Regions from separate parts of the Mus musculus genome. Here region 1 is linked to region 2. Evidence: chromatin loops called from intact Hi-C (ENCODE). Cell type or tissue: left cerebral cortex. All regions are shown on one strand. Links, peaks and the distances in the headings refer to the core of each region. The heading gives the core; the rest is flanking DNA. Region 1 overlaps Ikbkb (inhibitor of kappaB kinase beta). Region 2 overlaps Plat (plasminogen activator, tissue).

The links. Hi-C counts contacts between places; a loop is a spot of excess contacts. Peaks named below come from ENCODE experiments on the same cell type or tissue, not always from the same donor. Only the 100,000 strongest peaks of a DNase experiment are listed, where the experiment ranks them.
Region 1: it touches region 2 in a loop (2.0-fold over the local background); 2 of 42 quality-filtered maps call a loop at or near these places.

Annotation. Positions count from the first base shown.
Region 1 is chr8:22,683,165-22,688,542 of GRCm38, forward strand. The region is part of intron 5 of Ikbkb (inhibitor of kappaB kinase beta); the gene reads right to left. Among named protein-coding and RNA genes, the nearest start is that of Ikbkb, 21 kb to the right of the region's middle. In left cerebral cortex, for the core only: no CTCF peak of the experiment used is centred there; a DNase peak (open chromatin) is centred at 3,271.
Region 2 is chr8:22,781,909-22,787,286 of GRCm38, forward strand. It overlaps Plat (plasminogen activator, tissue), which reads left to right. Exons shown (of 14, transcript NM_008872.3): 14 at 40-940. The coding sequence ends at 198. Among named protein-coding and RNA genes, the nearest start is that of Ap3m2, 21 kb to the right of the region's middle. In left cerebral cortex, for the core only: a CTCF peak has its summit at 3,191 (motif pointing left); a DNase peak (open chromatin) is centred at 3,201.

The DNA.
Region 1 (5,378 bases), core at 222-5,221, 99 kb before region 2:
TAGGTGTGACCTGGTTGGAATGGGTGTGTCACTGTGGGTGTGGGCATAAGATCCTCACCCTAGTTGCCTGGAAGTCAGTCTTCCACTAGCAGCCTTTGGATGAAGACAGAACTCTCAGCTCTTCCTGCACCATGCCTGCCTGGATACTGCCATGCTCCCACCTTGATGATAATGGACTGAACCTCTGAACCTGTAAGCTAGCCCTAATTAAATGTTGTTTTTTATAAGACTTGCCTTGGTCATGATGTCTGTTCACAGCAGTAAAACCCTAACTAAGACACCCAGCATGCATGAAGTGCTGAAGTATCACATAAAGACAAGCCATGGTGGTGTTTGGGCAGTTGGGAGGCGGGAAGATCAGCAGTTTAAAGTCATCCTCTAGGGAGATCAAGGCCGGCCTGCAATAGACCCCAGTTAGCAAAGTGGGAGGGGACACGGGAAGTGGCACAAAAATGTTTTGAAAATTCATAGTGAAAGACGCCATAAAGTTCAAAGGCAAAGGGAGTTGGGAAAGAATATCTGCAGCATACACTCCACAGCAAACAGAGCCTTTAAAATTCAGGAGAAAGGGGATGGCAAGTAAATCAATTAAGTAATCATAAAAAAGAAAAAATGAAATTAAAATATTTTATAAACATTACAAAAAAAATCAGCATAAAGCAAAGATCCAGCTGGGAACTCTAGCTGCCCAGGAGCCTGAGACAGACTTGAGGCTAGCCTGGGCAACTTGTTGAGACTGTTTCAAGATCAAAAGTAAAAAGAGAGGTTGTGATGTAGCCCTGTGGCAGAGCACGTGTCTACGAGAATGAAGGCCTCCGTTCAATGCCCAGAAGGGGACAAACAAAGGTGAAGGGAAGATAACTCTCTCACACAAATGGAATATGAATGACAAGCGAGGCAGTGGACAGCTGCCCATGCTGACATCAAAGACTATAGAGTGAAGCAACAAGGGTGCTCCGCCACACTGCTGGAAGAGGCACAAGTATTCTCTCTCTCTCTCTCTCTCTCTCTCTCTCCATCATCCATCTATCTATCCATCATCCATCCAAAATCCATCCATCTATCTATCTATCGATCCATTCATCTGTCCATGCATCTATCTATCTATCTATCTATCTATCTATCTATCTAGGTATCCATCCATCCATCCATCCATCCATCTATCCATCCATCCATCCATCCATCTGGCTTGAACTACAGTTTCTGCCTCTGAAAAACTAGCTTACAAAATTGAAAACATCACTGCTTAGCACACCTGAGAGTGAACTACAGTTTCTGCCTCTGAAAAACTAGCTTACAAAATTGAAAACATCACTGCTTAGCACACCTGAGTTCAGTCTTTCTTCACATCACAAAGGAGAGGGGAGTTGGGAAAGTGGCTCAGTGGCAGAGTGCTTGCCATCTTGAAAAGGGGCGAGGAAGAAACTCTGGACATGGTGGTGCCTGTAATCCAGGGCTCAGGAATTATGGGGTGACTAGGAAGGAGTTCAAGGTGAGCATGAGAATCTGCTCGTATGGAGAATCTGCCTCAAAGGTCTTTCTCCCAAAACAGGGTGATAACACACATATACAGATACTGCATAACGTAGAGTAACAGCTAGAGAAATAAGTTGAAATTTCGTTATAATCAAGAAACACCTAGTTACATTATGACAGATCCATATTATACTGGGCAATCCTTTGAGTATGTGTGTGGTGTATGTTTTCACACAAGTGATGTTCGTGCACGTGCAAGCCAAAGATGTCAGGGTTCTCTGGGTAACAAGTTCTGACTGTCCTGGACTTGCTTTGTAGAGCAGGCTGGCCTCAAACTCACAGAGATCTGCCTACCTCCACCCCAAGTGCTGGGATTAAAGGAATCAGACAGGTAAAACTCTAAGTGCTTTCTTGGACTGAGTAGCCCCTTAGGTGGCTAAAACAGCAAGCATTCTGACAGGCAAGGTCTTCAAACATCTTTTTTTGAAACAGATCCTCAATGACCCGTGGTCAGTCTGACTGTATAATGACCTGTGGTCAGTCTGACTGTACAGTGACCTGTGGTCAGTCTGACTATACAATGAGCTGTGGTCAGTCTGATTGTATAATGAGCTATAGTCACTCTGACTGTATAATGAGCCGTGGGAAGTCTGACTGTATAATGAGCCATGGGTGGTCTGACTGTATAATGAGCCGTGATCAGTCTGACTGTGTAATGAGCCGTGGTCAGTTTGATTGTATAATGCGCTGTGGGCAGTCTGACTGTACATTTCACAAACAGTCCCTGAGGAACAGTGTCAGGAAGTTGTTTAACACTGTCTTAATTCCAAGAAAACCTAAATTGGTTTAAACTGGATGAGACATGCAATGTTGAGACAAAAGAAAAAAATGCTGTGTCTGGAAGTTTATCAAAAAAATCTAAACCCTTGGATGTTGTGATAGAGTATACCCATAAAAACTGAAAATCACAACACATAAAAGTTTAACTAATCTCTCATGCTCCAATTTGAGAAATGAGCTGAAACACTCAATTTTAGACTATGCTGTCAGGCTTAGCATGCGTTAGTTCCTGGGTTTTATCTACAGTACTGAAACAAACAGCTCTCTGGACTACACGCTGGCCTGTTCTAGCATGGATTCTGCAGAGATCCAGGTGTGGTACTTGCAGAAGACAAAGGGCATCACTGTAATTGCCAGGGTGGTACCCAGGTCTGCACCTAGGATCTCCCTGGGTTTACAGGACGGATGCGACTTGATTCCAAACCACGTTTGTTCAGAAGATCAAACAACAAGTCAGGAAGCAGGGAAGAGCAGTCAGACTTCAATAAAGAGAACTGGTTGAGAAGGGGCATGCCTATGAAATCCCATCTTTCAACATAAGTTTGAAGAGGTAGTTAAGCTCTTTTCAGAATGCTTGTTAAATATATGTTACACTGGGAAGAAATGGAAAGACAAATGAACCAGAAAATTTGGGGTGTCAGAAATCAGAAGACCAAGAAAAGGCAAAACTGGACATGCAGGGGCTGGAGTTGTATCTTACTGCCTGAGTGAAGATGGGGGGGGGGGGAGCAGAAGGAGGAAAGAAAGACAGGGAGGTGAAGCAGGAGGATGCAGGAAGCCAACCAACGGGTGGCCCAAGCGAGAGGATGTCTGTTATTAATTAAAACATCGAGTCTACCAGGAGCTGCCTGCCCAGCCTGTTGGTGGACTTTCCAGGTAAGGCTCAAGGTCTGGCTCAAGTTTTCTGAACTAAAATAGGTTCTATGACTAACAAGCAGGGCGGAAGGAGGAGGACCAAACGTTAAGATGAAAGTGCAGACTCATCCTTCCATTTGCTCAGTGGCCGTGAAGAGAGGAATTCTTCGAGGGAAATCAAGAGTGACAAGCAAAACCTACGGCTATCCCCTAAAGGATGGAAAAGCTGAGGGTCCCTGGTGTGGTGTGGGAATAGCAAGAGCAGAGCAAGCAGGGGAATGGCTGTGGGGATCCTGTGCACGGCAGGCTGGCTACTGCACTTGGAGACATGCGGGAAGAAGGGGTCTGGAGCAGATAGTGATGAAAGTATCCTTCAGCCAGGCATAGTGATACACATCTGTAAGCCCAGGATTCAGGAGCTGAGGTGAAGGGCTGCTGTGAGTTTGAGGCCAGTCTGGGCTGCTCAGTGACTTCGGGCACACAGCAGAAAGTGCCCTTCTGAAAAATGGATTAGCAAAAAAGCCAGCATGGGGTCCCGACAATGACTTGCTATGACAATGTACTGCTGGAGGCAGTGGGGACAGGCAGGAAGAAAAGGCTATGATAGGAAAGACACACTGGATTTGAGGACCTCTATTCTTCTACTTTTGGTTTGTCTGTTTTGAGCATGCCCTCTGGTCCCTAGCTCAGGTTGGCATCAAACTTGCTCTGTGGCTGAAGATGATTTTAAATTCTAGATCCCTCCCCCCACCCCCAGAGCTGGAACATGTGCCAACATGCCAGTTTATGAGTTACTGGGCATCACGCATACTAGGCAAGCGTTTTACAACTGAACTAACTACAGCCCAGCCCAATTTTGAGAGTGTTTAATGTGCTTTACTGTCCTCTCAGGCAGGCACAGTAAGGAAGGTGCAAAGAACCAACAGGGGAAGCTGAGCTTTAAAGATTTTGTTTTATTTTGGTTATTTTGTCTGTATGTGCGCATGTGTAGCATGTGCGTATGTAGACCGTGTGTGTGTCTGCTGCCAATGATGGTCAGAGGTTTTTAGATCCCTTGGGACTGGAGGCTCAGGTGGTTATGAGCCACCATGTAGGAACTGAAATCCAATTTTAGATTCCTCCAAAGAGTAACAAGTACTCTTAACTGATGACCCAAAAGATGAGATTTAAACCTGATGTTCATTCATGTCTGGGGAGGCAGAAACACGGGCCCAATGGAAAAAGAAGATATCAGAAAAGGGTCAAGTTTTTAAAATAAGAAGTTCTAGAATTCAATTTGAGAGTGACTTTGAGAGAGATATTCTGCAGACATGGGCACGCAGTTCAGGCTAGAGAAGGGACACGGGGAAGATGATGCAGTTGATAAGGATGCTCAAAAAGCCAGGCAGGCAAGGCCAGAGTAAAACAGGGTGGAGGGGATGAAGAAAAAGCAAGAAGGTGATGTGGGAGATGGGGCGTGGCCTGGGGCATGTGCAATACACCTGTAGTCCTGACATCCGGGAAGCAGAGGCAGGAGGATCATGAGGTCAGTGACAGACTGGGGGTCACTGACCAAGGCTCCGTGGTAGGACAAGGAGGGCAGCCACCTGCCCCTTAGCCCTGACTGCTTAGGGATTTGCTACTTCACTGGCAGGAAGAAAACACTTCAGTGCTTTCTAAAGGACAATAAACAAGACTGCTTAGTGGAACTGTAACTCCCACGGGCTATTTTGGGGTCATAGTACGGGAAGTCCGAACCGTTGGTGCTGCCTCTACGTCTGCCCCAGGTTCTCTTGTCAGTGGAAGGCACTGATCTGACAGGCTTGCTCTGGCACAGGAAGCAGGCTTCATCTTTGTCTGTCCATTTTCTGATGTATAAGTTACTGGAGCCGTATTTGGCAGCTTACAACTCACAGCGAGAATCTGTGTCCGGTACCATGATGATGCTTTCTATGTGTGGCTGTCCCAGAGACTAGGGGCAAATAAACTTAACCCAAATGGGAAGTCAATGAAGCTGGACCCTGTGGCCGAGAGTGTGGCTTGGTAACTAACTGACGTCAACCAAGCAGGGAAGAGCTGTGGTGACTCCGGCATCGAGGATTAGGGTCGCACTGAGGTCACAGTGTGCTCAGGATACAGAAGGGTTCGTAGCTGAGCCGCTCCAAGTAACGCTTTTGGGCTGGCTTAGGAGCAGAAGTTACAAGGAAAGAAATCTGATGGGCCTCGGA
Region 2 (5,378 bases), core at 112-5,111:
TGCCACGCGTACAAACCACTGACCTATGCTCTTCCACAGGGTGACTCGGGAGGCCCTCTGGTGTGCATGATCAATAAACAGATGACATTGACTGGCATTATCAGCTGGGGCCTCGGCTGTGGGCAGAAGGATGTGCCTGGGGTCTACACAAAGGTTACGAATTACCTAGACTGGATTCACGACAACATGAAGCAATGACAAAGAAAGCCCAGCTCCTTCAATCCAGAGGAGGACCTGCCTTCCTCTTCCTCTTCTACAGAAGATGCGCCTAAAAGGCCAAGCATTCTTTACACCATCATCTTCGTGAGCTGCCACTCGGGAGAGGGGAGGGGGGTCTTTGGGAGCAGATGTAGCATTTACCTGTGACAGGTACTTCACAACTTGTAAGTTTTAAGGATGAAGGTCTGGCTTTAGAATAAATCCTGTCAGATGAGATGACAGGGAGATGCCAACCTTCCTATAACTCTAGGATTTTAAAAAGAGAGGTAGACCAAAGTCTGCCCTCCTGGTCCACTATGTTGTACACTGAACCACAAGATCATGTCTCAACAGCAAAAAAATACAACTTGATCTTTCAGGAGTGAAAGTTTGCACTGGGGACAAGAATGTGTTTTTATAGTTACACAGGGGGCCCCACAGGGCCTCCACGAGAAGGAAGGGGTATCTGGCCGAATCACAGCACCATAAAATCCTTGAGATCATGCACTCCCCATCCCTCCACACTCCTCAACTCTTGGGACATATCCCTTTGTATACAGTGTAAATGTCTTTTTCTTTATAAACTCTATAGATGGTTGGGAGAACTGTATGATTTTAATAATTGATGAATAACACTAGTATATTTATATTTTAATCTATTTTAGTTTTTACTTTGTTACTATAACTTTGTATTATACTGTACTTAAATAATAAATTCAGAGGTATTTTTCACACTTTTCCACTGGTGCATATCCATGGCTTATTTGTGTTCACATTTCTTTTCTTTTCTCTTTTTGAATCAATTGAAAGATTTCCTTTTATTCAGTCAATGTGTGGAAATTTTCACCCCCAAGGCAATATTCTGGGTGCCACCCAATAGAAATAGAATGGGGGAGGGAGCTGGAGAGGTGGCTAAATGGTTAAGAGCACTGACTACTATTCCAGAGGACCTGGGTTTAATTCCCAGCAACCGTATGGCAGCTCACAACTGTCTGTAACTTCAGTTGTAGGGGATCCGACACCCTCACACAGACATACACGCAGTCAAAACACAATGTACATAAAATACAAGTAAATACATTTTTTAAGAAGAAATAGGGCAGGGAGAGTTGACATGGAACTTAAGTGAACTTTAAAAAAAAGTCTTTTGAAATATTTATTGTATGTGGGGGGGCAGTTATATTGCATATGTGGAAGTCACGGGGTATGTGGCAGAGTCTGTTCTTTGCATTCACCGTGCGGATCCTGGGGCTTCGACTCAGGAGTGGGCATCTCTACTCACTGAGCCATCTTGCTGGCACAAAGCTACAACCTGCCATCATGGGACTGAGGGTTGAACTGAGGGCCTTGTATGTACTCTACCACTGAGCTGCAGCCCCCCCCCCCGCCCTATCCCCCCTCCCCCATCTGATAAGAACTCTCGATCAGGACTGCAGACTAGAAACCAGGAACCCTGGAGACCAAATAACTGTTTTGTTCCAGGAGGTGATAAACTGAAGATACATCTGGAAAAATCAACCACACTATGACCACAGTCTGAGCAGACAGCTGTGTTAGTCTGTGGACAGTAACTACGGCAACACCGAGGAAGAAAACCCTTACTGACAGCAACGGCTCAACCAGAGATGGTTCAGTCAGACTACACGTTACTGTCTTGGTTGCTTTCTCCCCCCCCCATCCCCCACCCCCATTCTGCTTTGGTTTTCTACTCCCCAGGAACAATTAGCTTGCAAGCCAATGCACACAAATGTGCTGCTTCAGCCCTGCCTCTCCAGCATCCCCTTTCTTTAGTGTGTGTGACGTGGGTGTCGGCAGGTGTGTACGCACGGGAGTGCGGGTGTTCAAGTCAGAGGAGACCTCTCAGAAGCCGTTTCTCCCCTTCTGCCACAGGTTGGAGCATCACACTTTAGGCCTGTGTGGTATGCACTCTGTGGCTCATCTCTCTCTGGCCCCTGCACACTGTCTTCCCAATCATGGGACACAACCTCTGTCCCAGCTTTCTTCACCACATCTTCGTTCCAAGAGTCTATCTCATGATGTAATGCTTGCTTTTGGGTGTGGCTAATTAATTTCTTATTTTGGAAGAGAAAGAAAAGTCTTATCTCTCTAGAATTTATTGGTACTGCCCTGTTAGAGGCTCTTGGGAGAAAAGTAGTTTAAACTCACAAAAGACATTTGCTAAAGGCCAGGGACTTGATGGGGGAGGTGTCAGGTGATTTCCCGAAATCTCTGAAGTACCCAGACCAGTTCCACCCATTGGAGTCAGAGACTAAGTCATAGATTTCTTGACTTCACATGAGTCGGCCTTCATGCTCTGATCTAAGATTTTAGACAGAGGTGCATCTCAGTTCATTTCTGGAAAAGAACGCTTGAGATAGCAGGAAGCAAGGCTCTCCCAGGCCCTCGGGTGGAAGCTGGCTTCCTCCCTCCCCCACTGGAAAAGACTTTCTTCAGACACTAGGATTACTGAGACTGAAACCGAAGCTGAAAAGCCTCCTGGGATGGGAATACAAAGTCAAAAGGCCCCAACATTCCTGAGGGGAGTCCTGGAAACCATACACAGATGAAGACAATTGCTCATTCTTGCAGGGAAGTGTCCAACTGGACGGTCATATGAATCATATTAAAGGGTCAGGCGAGCTCATCCCTGCCCAGAGTTGGTTAGGAAATGCAGGGTGCGAAGTCTGGAATTCACCAGAAGGGGACCAGTCAAGGGGAAGTCAATGCTACCTCATTATTCCTGGTTGGTAATACAAGAGGATAGCAGACCCAAAGAGCAACTATGATCCCAGATAACTGCATGGTGGGTTTTGGTTGTCAGAGACCAGAGGAGCACAGAGCCCAGGTCTGTGCATGGCAAGGTCTAATAGACTTCAATTCCGTATACAAAAGCTGAGCACACAATCTTTAGTGTTTCAGATCCCTTGGGCTTCTCATCAAGTCCCTTTTTAAAGCCATTAACAATCACAACCAGTTTTGATGGCACCTAGTCACCACCTACTGGCATAGAAGAAAATATAAGTTGATGACGTTTCCTGCTCCCAGGCCCAATCCCTCTAAAACAAGACCGAGGGAAGGGATACAGCAGTCAGCCCTGATCTGTACAGAACCCATTCCAAGATCCCAGTGGGAGTTTTGTTTTTTGCATATGTTTTTTTAAGTGCTTTACAATTTCAGTTACAAGTATTGTCCTTACTGAGGCATTCACGTGGGATTTTTGTTCTTATTGGGAACTTTGAATTTCTCATTGAGAGGAAGCATTTTCTTTCAGTCTTCTTATTTTTTCACTGGCCTATCCAACCCCCCCCCGAACCCCCCCCCCCCCGCATTTACTTGTGAAGTAGGGCTACTAAATAAAATAGCGGTTACCTGAGCACAAAGAGACCAGATACTATGGCCATTGTTAAGAGTGGAGACTGGCCGGTCCTTAGTGGCCAGCGAGACCAGGGGCAAGGTGTGATCTGTGTCCAGGGAAAGATGGGGCCTGCCAGGGTGGGATGGCAAGTCAGTGAAAGACTTCATCACGCTGCTCAGAATAATACACAACCTGAAAGGTTGCCCTTTCCTGGGGTTTTCCATTTAATATTTGCAAAGTTGCTAGGGAAAAGGGAGGGCACTGTACTAGAGACATGTGTGAGAAGTGGGCAAAAAAACCCAAATAAACCAACCTGGATCCATGAGTGAAGCCACTTACAGCCAAACCTGATGACTTGAGTCCTCTGGAGTCACATAAAGGAAACAGAGAAGTGACACCCACCCTACCCCCACAGGCTGTCCTTTCATTTCATCATGAAGGCTGTGGTATATAGAACCTGTCTCCCAATAGAGACATACATATGTAGTGTCTAAGAGAAACAGAAACTGAACTTTAAAAAAAAATGTTCAATGGTGTTTTGGCTGTGTGAAGCAGTTGCAGTCTCTGGAACTGGAGTTACAGATGTGAGCTTCCACGTGGGTGCTGGGAATTGAACCCTGATCCTCTGGGAGAACAGCCAGTGCTCTTTACCTCTGAGCCATCTCTCCAGCCCCAAAACTGAGCTCTTAACAAGCACAACACACTTCCAGGTAGTGAACAGACATCTGTTGGGGTGCACCGTGTGAAAGCTGACTCTGTATATACAATTGCTGATCACTGTACCAGCTGAGAGCTGGCCTGACTTTGGTGGTGTTATTCTTAGGCCTCATCATCTGCCTCGGTACTTTGTAAATACCCCTCCTTCCTCACCCATTGATTGGCTTAATAAAGATCTGACAGCCAGTAGCTAGGCAGGAAAGGGAAGGCAGGCTGAGAGAGGGTCTCTGGGAAAAGAATCAGAGGCGGGGATTCACCACCAGATAAGGAAGTGGTTGTAGGTACCGAGAAGGTGGTTGGACAAACTGGGACAGAGAGAGCGGCAAAGAACTAATCACATGGTGTGTCGTGGGCTAGGATAAGGTTAAGTTGAATGAGCTAGATGGGAGATAGCCCAAGCTAAAAGCGTAAGCTATACTAGAAATCAGTAAGTCCCTACGTCATTTAATCTCTGGCAGGTCCAGAAAGTCCTGCTATAGATGTCTAGAAAATTGGTTTAGAGAGTTATCAGTGACTACTCGTATCAACTGGCAGCATTAGACTCCACCTGGTGCTTGGAATGAGACTCACTCTTTATAGGCTCTGTGTTTGGATTCTTGGTCCAGTTGAAAAGGATTAGAAAGTGTGGTCTTATGGGAGTAGGTGTGTCGCTGGGGGGTGAGCCCTGAGGCCCAAAAGCCCATGTCATTCCCACTCTGCTCTCTGCCCCCTACTTGTGGGTCAAGTGGTGAGCTCTCATCATACCTGCCATCTTGCCTTTGCTCCGGCATCACGGACTCTAACCCTGTGGAACTGTAAGCCCAATTAAACACCTTCTTTAATGAGTTGCCTTGGTCGAGGTGTTTTGTCCCAGCAATGGAAAAGTAAGTAAGATGCCCATCTCCCTCAGAAAAACCTCTACAAGAGACACTTGGGAACTGGCAGCTCCACCCTCTGCCCGTGTGGCACACAGGAAAGGACTGGCATGGGCACCTGGGGCTTTAATGGCTTTGCCTTTTACAACCTGGAGAAACCATTAGATTCCTCTAGACCTTAGCTGCCACCAACCTTACAAACAGCACTAAATGACCCATCTCCCAGGGTAGCTGGAGACTCACACTCTACCCAG